Regions from separate parts of the Homo sapiens genome. Here region 1 is linked to region 2. The links are chromatin contacts, found by Hi-C or POLR2A ChIA-PET in ENCODE. All regions are on one chromosome and are shown on one strand. Each heading gives the region's core, a stretch centred on a gene start or an enhancer-like site at or near the end of the contact. The rest is flanking DNA. Distances are from core to core; before and after follow the strand shown.

Region 1 (6,180 bases), core at 515-3,014, 60 kb after region 2:
TTCAGCACTGTTTGGAGTTGTGCTGCTAACATTGTGGGGCTGGCATAGGACCTTGGCGTGCTTCACTGGGAGCGACTGACTATAGATGGCTTCCACTCTTGTTTTACTTTAGGGATGAGTCCCAGAGAACTTGTCTTGTTCACAGTCGCATCACTAAGTCAGCAGTGCACAGGGAACTAGAGCTCCATTTCTGTCCTCCTTTCTGTGAGTCCCCAGTGTCACCCAGAGATGTTCAGGAGCCTCTGGGAGCTGACCACAGCCCGGGAGCAGAGGATCCCACTCACTGCTCTTGCGTTCCTCCTGCCTGCCCTTTTAATCTTATCTTTGGAGATGCTGTACACAGCCTTCTGTCAATGTCTCCCAAGGTGAAAGGCATGCTGGCCTGCCATCGAGGACTTAGGGTTAAGCATCTGAAGCTTAATAGAAGCCTGTGTCAACTCAGATCCCCATGGTCTCTAAAAAAACCTGGACCTGAATTTTTTAACGGAGCAGTTGGCATTGGTCCTGTTCAGTTTCTTCCTTGCTCCTTAGCTGTTCCTCAATTTTGGTCACGTATGGAGTTTAAATTTCTCCTCTTGAATTGTGCAGGTAACGATGGGAAAGGAACTCCTGTATTCACAGGGGAGGTTGACTGCACCTACTTCTTCACATGGGACACGGAATACGCCTGTGTTAAGGAGAAGGAAGACCTCCTCTGCGGTGCCACCGACGGGAAGAAGCGCTATGACCTGTCCGCGCTGGTCCGCCATGCAGGTACTGCCCTCCTTGCCATGCGGGTCTTAGTCCACATGCTCATGGAACATTTTCCCATGAGTACTTTTGGAAATGCGGTTACTATTTTCTTTGTCAGTGGGTTGCGTCACAGCCCTCCCCCAGTTTTTTCATGTGGCTGTGTGAATTATTAGAAGGAGCATTGGACTGGGAGGTGAAATAACTGAATTTGAGACCAGCATTTTTGACCTTGTGTTTTCACCCTTTTACACACTGCCTCTCTTCCATCTCTGAGGTGGGATCTGCAGCCTCTGCCCCCTGGGGTTCTTCTGTTTGGATCCTCTAGGCAGATGGATGTGCACCTTGGGCTGCTGTTCACCGCTGCCTCAGCGTGCAGTGGGCTTGTACTCGAGGCTGAGCTTGCTGTTGCACGGCAGGCACCGGATGAGGTGCCAAGGAGGCAGCAGCGCCCCCCACAGCACAACCCCTGTCCTTGGGGGCCTGGAATTTAGCAGGAAACAGAGCAGGTGGAATAATAAGAATGGGAGTCTCAAGCAGGGATAATCTGATGGGGGGGATTTCTGGTTTTACCCTCTTGGCAGCTCAAATTAGGTGTACAGAAGCCAGTTGCCTCTGTAAGGGGGAGATGACCCGAAGCAGAGAGAATGACTTGCCTCATGTAATTACCACCCAGAACAGTCACAGAACTGCTGGCGGTATGTTCTCGCTCGTAAGTGGGAGTTGAACATTGAGAACACATGGGCACAGAGGGGAACAGCACACACCATGGCCTGTTTAGGGTTGGGGGTGAGGGGAGGGAACTTAGAGGATGGATCAGTAGGTGCAGCAAACCACCATGGCACATGTATACCTATGTAACAAACCTGCACGTTCTCCACATGTATCTTGTTTTTTTTTAAAGAAAAATAAAACTGCCAGGGTGACAGCACTGCTGCTCCTGTCTTCTGAGTCCCACCTGGTTTGCTAAATACCAGGTTAGAAAGAGGAATCCCTCTTGTGGAGTGTTTGAGAACCTGCCTCACTGTGAACCGCCTGGGCAGGGAGTGCTGGCAGTGCTGTTGTGGTTAAACACCCTGTGTGCTGCTGGGAACGGTGCCATAGTTAATTCTGGCACATGTGTGCTAGTGAAGACATTGGTTTTCTGTGAAGTGGAAAGAGTTCTAGCTGCAGAGTTGGAGACCTGGCTGAGGACTGGTGTTGCCGCATCCAACCACATTTGCTTGAGCGAGCTGCTCTCCAGGCCCGGGTTTCTTACGGTGAACTGGGTGGTGCTGTTAGATTCCTTAAGTTAACTTTTTTTTTTTTAAACATTACTGTGTATAAGAGACAACCTAGGATCTATGAGATAAGGAGAGATACATTTTTCAATCTACAGACTTCCTGACATAGCTCTGGTTTCTTGGAATCTGCAGTATTTCGTGGTATTTGTGCGTAGATAGCCCTAAGTAAATTATGAAGGGAGAGCTAAAACCATTCCTTACTGCTTGAAGAAGTCCCTTAAGACTTTACAGCCCACCTGGCTCCACCCCAGACTTCCAGTGTTTAGGGCAGGTCCTTGTTCACATGCACAGTCTTGTATGGTTTCTTTTAGGCTGTTGACATTGGAAAGTACTTCTCCAAATGTACTGTATCACCACTGATGAGTCATGGGGTTTTGCCTTCCAAACCCCAGTACCCAACCTGCAAAGGGAGCATTTTCAAATGAGAACGTGTATTTTTATATCTTTACCTCCTCCTTGACACACTTTGTAAGTTACTCCTTCAGCGACTGTTCGCCGTGTGGTTTGCTTTTTGTGGATGCCCTCGCCCTTGCTTGCTGTGCTGGTGACACTCAGCTGGTGCCCCCTCACGTCCTGCAGGTGCCTAATCAGTGTCTGATCACACTGACCAGCTCACCAGTCTTGTGAGTTCAGCGGCCACCTGTGGTACCTTGCTTGTCTTCTGTGGTAGCATGCATTGCATCCTGCACTCAGTCTGCAGATGTGTAAGAGGTTGCTGGTTTCTTTTAGCTTCACAGGCCTTCACAGGGGCCGAGCGGGGTGTATTAGCAATGGTGTTAAGCGGGGTGTACTAGCAATGATGTACCACTCTACTGCGTCCCAAGACACAGGCTGGCTTCTTGATTTGGGTTTTCAGTTTCTAATTTCATACTGTGGGGCTTGGGAGAATTTTGCCGTTCAGTTCTCTGTCCCCCAGTTGGGCCTACTCTTCTGAAGAAGTATTGGGATGTAGTTTGTTTCTGTCACATTAAATGAGAAACCTGAGAATCTCGGTGAATTTTTGTGCTTTCAGTCTGCCCGGGTTCCAGAAACAGCGCTGGGGATTGAGTGACGAAGTGGTTTGGGAACTTTGAGCCCTTGACTTTTGGCTTAATCACTATTTATTCTGTGACTCAGAGAAATCAGCATTGCTTTTGGCTAAAATACACTTTTGTTTTGTTACAGAACCAGAGCAGAATTGGGAAGCTGTGGATGGCAGTCAGACGGAAACAGAGAAGAAGCATTTTTTCATTAATATTTGTCACAGAGTGCTGCAGGAAGGCAAGGCACGAGGGTGTCCCGAGGACGCGGCAGTGTGTGCAGTGGGTGAGTTGTGCCTGGATGGAAGATCTAGGTGATGCTTTTCTAGGGCATCCAGTTTGGAATGAGTTAGAAGATCTTTCTGTGGTTCATCTAAGCCTCCTCTTTCTATAATCACATGAAGGATGGTAAAAATTTTTCATTCATAACTCAAATGTCAGTAATTGCTTGATGCACTCTGGAATCCTGAAGTTGGCTAGAGCTCCCTGACATGGGCTAAAGCCATAACTGGGAACAGAAGGAACCACGTGGAAAATACTACATCATCTTTTTAGTTTGTAACCTGAAGAATAACATTGCCAGTGTTTGTGTACAAGTGATTTTATTTTATTTTTTAACAACTTTATTGCCTAGAATCGTTCAAAAGTTATGGCTTGAGTGAAGTGTAATCTCAGCTGTAGCCCTAGTGTAAGAGGGGCTTGCATGCTTCGCTTCCTTTTGCTGTCATTGTTTTGGTCCCGTAGCTGTCATGCAGAGACTTCTCAATTATTTGATACAGGTATTTAGCACTTCATTTTTGTCATTTATGACTCACTTTGAAAATGCCAGGCTATGAGAATAGTGAGAATCTGTTAAAAGCATTCAATAAGGAATTGTGAGCCTCGTTGGATTTTAGGAATTATCTCGGTATTCAGAATTGCTGGTGTGTCTTTAAAAGCAGGTTCAGGCATGTCCATGTCTTTACTAAGAAGGACTTTGGAACAGAGTTTTAATCCTTTATAACAAAAAGCAAGTGAACTAAGAAGTAAGCGGCCTCCTGCTTGGGTTGCTAAACAGGTTTCGTTAATTTCTGCTTTGGATATGAGACACATTCTCACCCTTTGGCTGTGTGGCTGTGCTTTCAAAAGACTTTGTGTCTTGGGGTAGCTGAAGCCCTGACAGTAGGGGACAATGTCAGTTTACAGTTGGTGCTGATGCATGTTGCAAGCCATTTGGTCTTTCTTGCCCTGGAAGGGCATTGTGCATCCTTCATGGCGCTTTCTGGCTGAACCTATGGATGACCCTGGAGGACCCCAATGTGGCTGTTAATGTCTAGCCAAACGTGGCACTCTAGGGAAACCCATCCGCTGCCTTGGTGGGTTCAGGGGGCTGGAGAAGGGCTGCACGTGCTGGGTTTGGGCTGATTTCTTTCTTTCTTTCTCTTTCTTTCTTTTTTTTTTAAGTCACTTCTTTGTCTGCGTGATGATCATTTTTAACCACATCTTCTGTTTTCTCCCCCTTTCTCTTCCAGATAAAAATGGAAGTAAAAATCTGGGAAAATTTATTTCCTCTCCCATGAAAGAGAAAGGAAACATTCAACTCTCTTATTCAGATGGTGATGATTGTGGTCATGGCAAGAAAATTAAAACTAATATCACACTTGTATGCAAGCCAGGTAAAAATTTTAAAAAAGATGAAATCTTTTCTGGCTTCTGCCAGAGGTCCTGCATTCTTCATATCTCTGTTCCTCATCAGTCACTGCAAAGCTGATCAGACAGATTGGCATGGTGTTCAGCATTTTGAGTTCCAGACTCTGGCGATGGGAGATAGGTCATTTGGAATTTTTCCCTCATCCCCTCCTCAAAACCAAATCAGAAATGGAGAAACCAGATGGTGTCAGAAGGGAGTTGTGGGTCTCAGCGCTGTATCCTCTTCCTCGGGACTGATACTCGGCCAGTCATGTGGTTACTTAACTTCCTTCAAAGGGGAAAAAAATCATAAATGGTTTAAAACATTGCCCGTGATCTCACCACTTAAACACAATGTTAATTTTCATTACCTTTATTTATAGATGTATGTTGTTTTTACCAAGTCAAAATTTTTATGGTAACAAATCTTAATGTTTCTCAAAGTGTAGTATTTTGTAAATACTTTTCTATGTTTCACAGTTCCATTAATAATTTTTAGGAACTTCCTTGTTGACATGGTGTGGTTTTACTATTTTTGAACATTTTCCTTATTGTTGGATTAATAGCGCGTTTCCAGTGTTGCTAATTGTGCTATTATGTATCCTCTCTCTACCTCCCATTGAAATATTTCCTTTGGATAAGTTCCCAGCTGTGGGATAAAGTCAGAAGCTAGGGTCATTTTGTTTGTTTGTTTTATATGGTAAAATATACAACATAACGTAAAATGTACCATCCTAACTGCTTTTAAGTGTGTAGCTTGGTGACATTGTTGTGTAATACCACCACCATCCATCTCCAGAACTTTTTGATCCTCCCAGACTGAAACTCAGTTCCCATTAAACACGAGCTCTCCATTCCCTCTCTTCTACTTTTTGTCTCTACGGATTTGACTGTTCTAGATACCTCATATAGGTGGAATGCTACAGTATTTGTAGGGCTGTTTTTTGACCCTTCTATGCATTATACCTCATTTCCCACTGTCCCTTCCAAGTCTACTTCTAGCAGAGAAGAATGAGGTAAGATATTTTAGGAATGAACGGATTAGTGATCCCCATCTCTTTTCCCCATTGACAGGTGATCTGGAAAGTGCACCAGTGTTGAGAACTTCTGGGGAAGGCGGTTGCTTTTATGAGTTTGAGTGGCACACAGCTGCGGCCTGTGTGCTGTCTAAGACAGAAGGGGAGAACTGCACGGTCTTTGACTCCCAGGCAGGTCTGTGTCCAAGCAGGACCTCTGCTTTAATGTGACTTGGAACCACTTAAGGTTTTTTCCTTAACATTCTGTGTGAGGTTTTCAAGGTGACCCGCCTTAGAATTTTATTCATGCTGTTTGAACAAAATTCTGAACATCCGATGTTTGAGGCTTATTTGAGATACTGAAAATACTATCTTAAATTCATTATTGAGGTGGTTTTGCTGAATGCAAAACCTTCGGAACACAAGGGAATAAATTATGTTTGAAAAGGCTTTCGTGTGAATTCT
Region 2 (6,183 bases), core at 9-2,508:
TGAATTCTGCGCTGGGGGCTGGATTGTCCTTAAAGGCGGTTGGCCTCAGACATCCACATGGCAAAGCAGGGAGTTTAGCCCATCTACAACTCTTCTTTATACATGAGGAGCAAAGTATGAGACCGCCCAGGTAATTGCTCTGATTGGAAGAAAATCATCACGGAGCAGGGTTTAGGGTTGAAATACTGGCCTGCATCCTGTACTGTTGAGTTGATCTGAGCCAAGGATAGCAGAGAGGACCAGCCATTTTTGTGGTAGCTTTCTGTTGTGGAGGGCACTTGCCCACCTCCTGGGAACGCCACACCCTGGTGTGTTTGCCCTTGTTCTGTTTCCCCTGCTGCTCTTCTGCTGGAAGCTCTGGACTCACCTGTCTCTGTTGTGGATGGTGCAGGGCGGGCAGGCCAGAGTGGCATCCTTGTCCTGAGAGGTCCCAGGAGGCAGTTGAGTGTGTATGTGTGCGTGAGTGCGTGTGTGAGTGCACGAGTGTGTGAGTGCAAGTGTGTGTGTCTGAGTGTCTGTGAGTGCAAGTGTGTGTGTCTGAGTGTGTGTGTGTGAGTGTGTTTGTCTGAGTGCGTGTGTCTCTGTCTTCATCAGCTCCTAGGAGATGCCTCCGGACAGGGGCCTGCCCGTCTCTCCCTCCAGTTCCTTGCCAGTGTCATGTGACACTCCTTTCAGAGGGCACCCCCCGCCCCCAGCCAACTCACCTTTTTTTGTAAACTTAGTTTTTAAGCAGTCCAACTCTCTCTCTGGATTCAAATGAAAGCTTTAGATCATAGTCTGTTTCGATAGCTCTGTGTTCCTGGTGGTGGTTTTCTCCTCACAATGACCTTGTAGGCTAGCTGAGTTTTGTCGAGGAAGTTGAGCTGGGAGAGACTGGCTCACACAGCTTGTTAGTCAGCGCTGGGGCAGGAATCTGGCCCAGGCCCTTCATGGCACCTTTCTTAGGGTAGCGTGCCCCCTCTCTATTCCAGGTGACCTCTGTTACGCAGTCCCCATTGCCTGCCCTGGTTCCCTGGGCTCTGACATCAACTTAGATGTCGTGTTTGACTTAGGGCTTCCAGCCGGATCCCTCTCCATACACCGGGCTTCCTTCCAGACCCTGCATACCTCTCAGGGAAAACCAAAGGCTGACGTTTGGCATTTCCCTGCTTCTATTTATTTGTATTTGTCGGCCCTGTATCTTTGTCCACAGCTTTGTGGGTTTGTTAGAATAGGAAGTGAAGTACTTCCTATATAAGCTCTGGCCATGCTGTGTCAAACTCACGTGCTTCCCCAGCCTTCAGCTCGGGGTAGGAGTCTTCATGCAAATCAGATTGTTTCTCTTTTAGTGTAGGCAACAGCAAGTTGTTGACGACAGTGGTTACCTTAGGCTCTTGACATTCTGCTCCCAAGGTCCAGTGTGGGAACCCTGCCTCCTTGCTCCTCTTCCTTGCTGTTTTTTCCCTTTCTCCTTAGTTAAGGAGACTGGTCTGGATTTCTGAAGGTGACTGTGCTGGATATGTATGAGCTGAAACACTGTCTGATACTGTTGAGGGACAGTAGTGAGCCAGGTGATTTCTTGAATACTCTGTTAGAGGACTTGCGTGCATGTCGAAAGTAGGAGAATCTTTTTTGGATGTTCAGGTTGGAAACACTTCACATTCTCTTTGTCTCCAACATGTTAGATTTGTTGCTTGCTGTAGACTCAGAGAAACATTTCTCTAGCTAGTGACCATGTATCTTGTTATGTGAATTTCACTTATGTGTCACCAACTGGGTTTCTGTCTTTTAAGGAAACCAAATTACAGATTCACACGTGCCTACTTTTATTATTACTGATCCCATCCTGCCTTTATCTTGCTTTATTAATTGCAGGCCAGTAGTAAAATGTTTAATAGTTACATGACCATTAGCATAACCCCAAGATTCACAGGGACTGAGGAAACTAAGATATATTTTAAAAGAGTTTGGATATATGGCAATAAATGAGGAAGGGACAGAGTGATACTTCATGGAGATGTTTTGTGTTGAAGGGAAGGAACCCAGTTTTCTAAGATTTATTTTCTTTAAGAGATTGAGCATACCATATATTTTGATCATAGAATTTTACATACTTTAGATGCTAGCTGTTTTTAAAAGGAAAGAACTCCAAATTACATCTTGCAAGCTATTGTGGTTTTGCAAGCATTGAGTGATGGCATATATGAAAACTCTGAGAGGTGTCATATTAAGATACCAATGTCAGTTTAAAGATATTCTATATCTGTATCCCTATGACATTGTATTTTGAATTTTTTATTTTTCATTTTTGGACAGACATTTAGAACTCACTCAGTGGAGATGGCTCTGCATCTCTGTTTTAAGCTTTTTGAACTCTAGGCAGCTGTGTCGGCCTGGGGCTACATTGACTTCTTCATTGCAGCCCCTCGATTGGTTTCGTCTGGACCAGGGTGGGTTTCGATTGCGGCCCTTGCTGGAACAGTAGCAGGAAAGTAGAAACACCTTCCTGTCTCTGGGTTAACCAGCTGACAGTCTGTTACTTGTGTGCTTCCTTCTAATTGGTAATCTGCCAACACCTTTCAGGATATTATGAAATTTCAAGCAAATGAGGTTAAAATGGAACCTCTGTACTTCTGAACAGGCGTGGACTGACTGCAGTTCTCCAGGATAGTTTCAGCAGAAGCAGTGAGATTACAGTCAGGAGCAAAACAGTATCTGAGCTTTCTTTATGGGAAAGATTCCGACTGTGTGCTTGGTTTATATGGTTAAATTAATTGCCCTTGTTAAATTAAAAAAATAGGGTATGTTTCTGCCACAGACTTTGCTTTAAAAGCAGAGATCTTCTAAAGTCATTTGCCTTGTATTTGACTTCTGCTGCTCCCCGTTTCCTGCTGGGCCTGATGGTTTGATTGTAGAATGTTTCTGAGTTGTGTCACTGTTGGACTCTGCTGAGCTGAGTAGTCTCATTAAAGGAGAGTGTGCATCTGAGTTGAGGAAGACAATATAGATGTGGACCTTGTTTGTAGAGTTCACAAGCTGCTTACATAGAAATAGCAAGGACAGTGCAGCCAGTGGGAAGGAGCCGGCTGAGGGACTTGATATTATTTCCATGGAAACCAGTTGGGTATGGGAAGAGAGGTTGTGGAAGGCAATGCTCTGGTGTTTGGCAATTCACACTGTGCAGAAGAGAAAGCAGAACTGGACTGGGAGTATAGAGTAGCAGAAGTTTAAGCTTGGGGAAGAAGTTGAGCAAGGAAAAGCATATGATCTGTTGATCAGCATGATGTGATGTGGTCTGAATCTTCAGACAGTTCACAGCTTTTTCATAGAGGCTGTCCTCAGATGGGTTCAACCATTCTGAGAATTCTGCCTTTACGATATAAGTAGTATCCATGACATTAAAAACGAGAAGAGAAGCGTTTTGGCCAATGACGGACTGCATAAACTACAGTCTGCATAAATGACCTTGGTCCTAGAAGATTAGGATGAAGCTGAACAATTCTTATCACCTAGTGATGCTGTAGCCATTGTAATGTCGTAGCACAATGCATTAGTCACATGTTTGTGGTAATACTGCTGTAAACGAACCCACTGCGCTACCAGTCTTATGAAAGCGTCCAGTCAGGTCCTAGGCCTTTAGGTCCACTCACTCACTGACTCACCCAGAGCCGCTTCCAGTCCTGCAGGCTCCATTCATTATAAGTGCCCTAGGCAAGTGTGCCATTTTAATCCTTTATACCATATCTTTGCTGCACCTTTTCTACGTTTAGATATGTGTCACATGTTACAGTTGCCTGGGGTATTCAGTGCAGCGTCATGCTGTGTGGGTTTGTAGCCTGGGAACAATAGGACATACCATATAGCCTAGGTTTGTAGTAGGCGACACCATCTATGTGTGTGCAGATACACTCGATGATGTTTGAGCAGTGACAGAATTGCCTCATGACACATTTCTGATGACGTATCGCCATTAAGTGAGTGACTATAAACCAGTCCCCCCATCAGCAGTTACACTTCCTGAGGTTTCAGTTACCCATGGTCACTTGCAGTCTGAAAATATGAAGATATTTTGAGAGAGAGATGCCACATTCACATACCTTTTATTACAGTTATAATTGTGCTATTTTATTATTAGTTGTTAATCTTTTACAACTAATTTATAAATTAAACTTAATCATGGGTATGTATGTAAAGGAAAAACCATATCCGAAACCGTATTCCTGGTTCCAGGCCTCTACTGGGGGTCTTGTATCTGTGATTACAAGGTGCTGCGAAGGGATAACTGTAATTTTTCTATATGACTAGCATTTTATTGAATCAAGTTGTGTAGATGGTTGGCAATATAATAGGAACTCAGAGATCTTTATGCCATACAGAGTCTGTCCTTTTAATGGCATTTATTGTGACAAGATTTAAACTAAAGTTTTGTGGAATGTTTTGCCAGTTTTTGTGTTGTAACTGAAACTAAATGTTTTCTGAAAAGTTAAAACCATTTCTTTAAATGGAAAATAAATGAAGCCGTTTACCTAATTGGTTAAGGACTCACCCGTGGGCCTCACACCGCCTAGGTTAATTCTTCACTTTATAATTCCGTGATGTTGGGCAAGTTCCTCATTCTGAGCCTTGGGATATTTGGCTTCAAAGCTGAGGAACTTGGGAGGGTTGGATAATGGCATCACGTTCTGTGGGGAGATTTGGCTCACATGTTAGCTGTGTGGGTGAGAGCCGTGCTGTCATGCGTTCTTAGCCACTGGCCAGTTTCCTTCTCAAGCCATCAGTAGAGATGCTGATCCTGCATCTGCCAGTCATTGCTCCAGGAGGGAAGACATTACTGTCCCAGAGTGACGGTGTCATTGGGGATAACAGACACTTCAGAAAATGCCACCACTGAGCTGTATGAAGTGCCATGGCAGCTAGTGCTGGAGCTGTGGATTCAGCCGGGGAGCACTGTCTGGAGGAGCTGCTGCAGCACATGTGTGTCTCTCCAGCTGTCAGGCTGGCCTTTGGAGTGCATTTGGATTTTTTGAGAATGAGAGAGGGACCATTGGCTAACTGTTTTACGCTCTGAAAAATGACATAGAATAGCAAAGATTTTACTTATTTTTGCTGATTTTCTAGAACATTTTCTGTCCCAGAGTGATGGTTTTGAAGAACCAGCGTTCTTGGAAAGATGGTTTTGCATCCAGAAGAGTGATTTTAACTAAAATCAGGCTGCCTCCCTTGAGGATGGTCACTGAATTTTGTACAACTGGGACAACGGACAGGGATCCTGGGTTGTTTCCAGTGGACAAGCCGCTTCTGTGGGGGCCTTTGCAGTTCTCCCCGCTCCTCTCCTGTGTCCCGCTGGTTTCCTTCAGTTGAGATGGAATACAGCATAGAGTCAGTGACTTTTAGAAGACTTGACAGAGTTTCAGGAAAATGCTCACTGGGCTTTCTTACCTATCCTGCTGCAGAACTTTTTTTTTTTTTTTTTGAGATGGAGTCTCACTCTGTCACCCAGTCTGGAGTGCAGTGGTGCGATCTCGGCTCACTGCAACCTCCACCTCCTGGATTCAAGCTATTCTCGTGCCTCAGCCTCCCGAGTAGTTGGGACTATAAGCGTGCGCGACCATGCCTGGCTAATTTTTGTGTGTGTGTGTGTGTGTGTGTGTGTGTTTTTTTTTTTTTTTTAAGTAGATTCAGGGTTTCACCATGTTGGCCAGGCTGGTCTCGAACTCCTGACCTCAAGTGATCCTCCCACCTTGGCCTCCCAAAGTGCTGTGATTACAGGCATGTGCCACTGCGCATGGCCTGAAGTTCTTTCTTTCAGAAAATGTATTCAACACATTCTTTTGTGTGTGTTTGAGTGAAGACGGTGTTTCCACACAGCTTGCAGATACTTTCTTCCAGAAGCTTGTTTGTTGCTAACATTTAACATCTTACTGTTACAGCTTAGTTTTCTCTTTGATTGAATATATTGATCTCTTTTTTTTTTTTTCTGTTGGCTTTTTTCTTAAGTCTTTACTTGTGTAAGCTCAGATAACTTAGTCTAGAATGTAGGCTTTTTCTGGGAATCTCAGCTGAATGGTTTCATTTGCTTGGCTGTTAAATGAACCATACTGTTTGGAATAGTTTCCTAATTCTGGCTGTACATGTTCACTTCAGGTAGAGAATTTTCTAACAGACAAACTTTCAGACAAAAAATTTATTATTCCTCAAAGATAT

Evidence for each region. Hi-C counts contacts between places; a loop is a spot of excess contacts on that map. ChIA-PET counts read pairs that join two places held with the same protein, here RNA polymerase II (POLR2A). Pooled maps may share reads with other maps.
Region 1: a map of right lobe of liver shows a loop between it and region 2 (3-fold over the local background). The contact joins two enhancer-like sites. A Hi-C loop is called at or near these places in 48 of 168 maps with a recorded cell type or tissue (Calu3, HepG2, IMR-90 and 29 more), 1 of 37 single-sample maps with no recorded cell type and 19 of 50 pooled maps. POLR2A ChIA-PET finds 5 or more read pairs at or near these places in 7 of 52 experiments (AG04450, CD8-positive, alpha-beta memory T cell, K562 and 4 more).

The regions. Positions count from the first base shown.
Region 1 is chr6:160,039,972-160,046,151 of GRCh38, forward strand. IGF2R (insulin like growth factor 2 receptor) reads left to right here. Exons shown (of 48, transcript NM_000876.4): 11 at 589-753; 12 at 3,177-3,317; 13 at 4,543-4,686; 14 at 5,774-5,911. Among named protein-coding and RNA genes, the nearest start is that of AIRN, 35 kb to the left of the region's middle. Within about 2 kb of position 1,765, at least 7 of the 41 ENCODE cell types and tissues checked have a DNase peak (open chromatin) inside an H3K27ac peak, as active enhancers do; they include ascending aorta, gastrocnemius medialis, psoas muscle and 1 more, where a contact is called at or near this core.
Region 2 is chr6:159,980,798-159,986,980 of GRCh38, forward strand. The region is part of intron 1 of IGF2R (insulin like growth factor 2 receptor); the gene reads left to right. Among named protein-coding and RNA genes, the nearest start is that of IGF2R, 15 kb to the left of the region's middle. RefSeq lists enhancers at 1-172, 1,005-1,054, 1,065-1,174, 1,365-1,534, 2,282-2,521 and silencers at 2,400-2,694, 3,700-3,994. Within about 2 kb of position 1,259, at least 28 of the 41 ENCODE cell types and tissues checked have a DNase peak (open chromatin) inside an H3K27ac peak, as active enhancers do; they include ascending aorta, gastrocnemius medialis, psoas muscle and 1 more, where a contact is called at or near this core.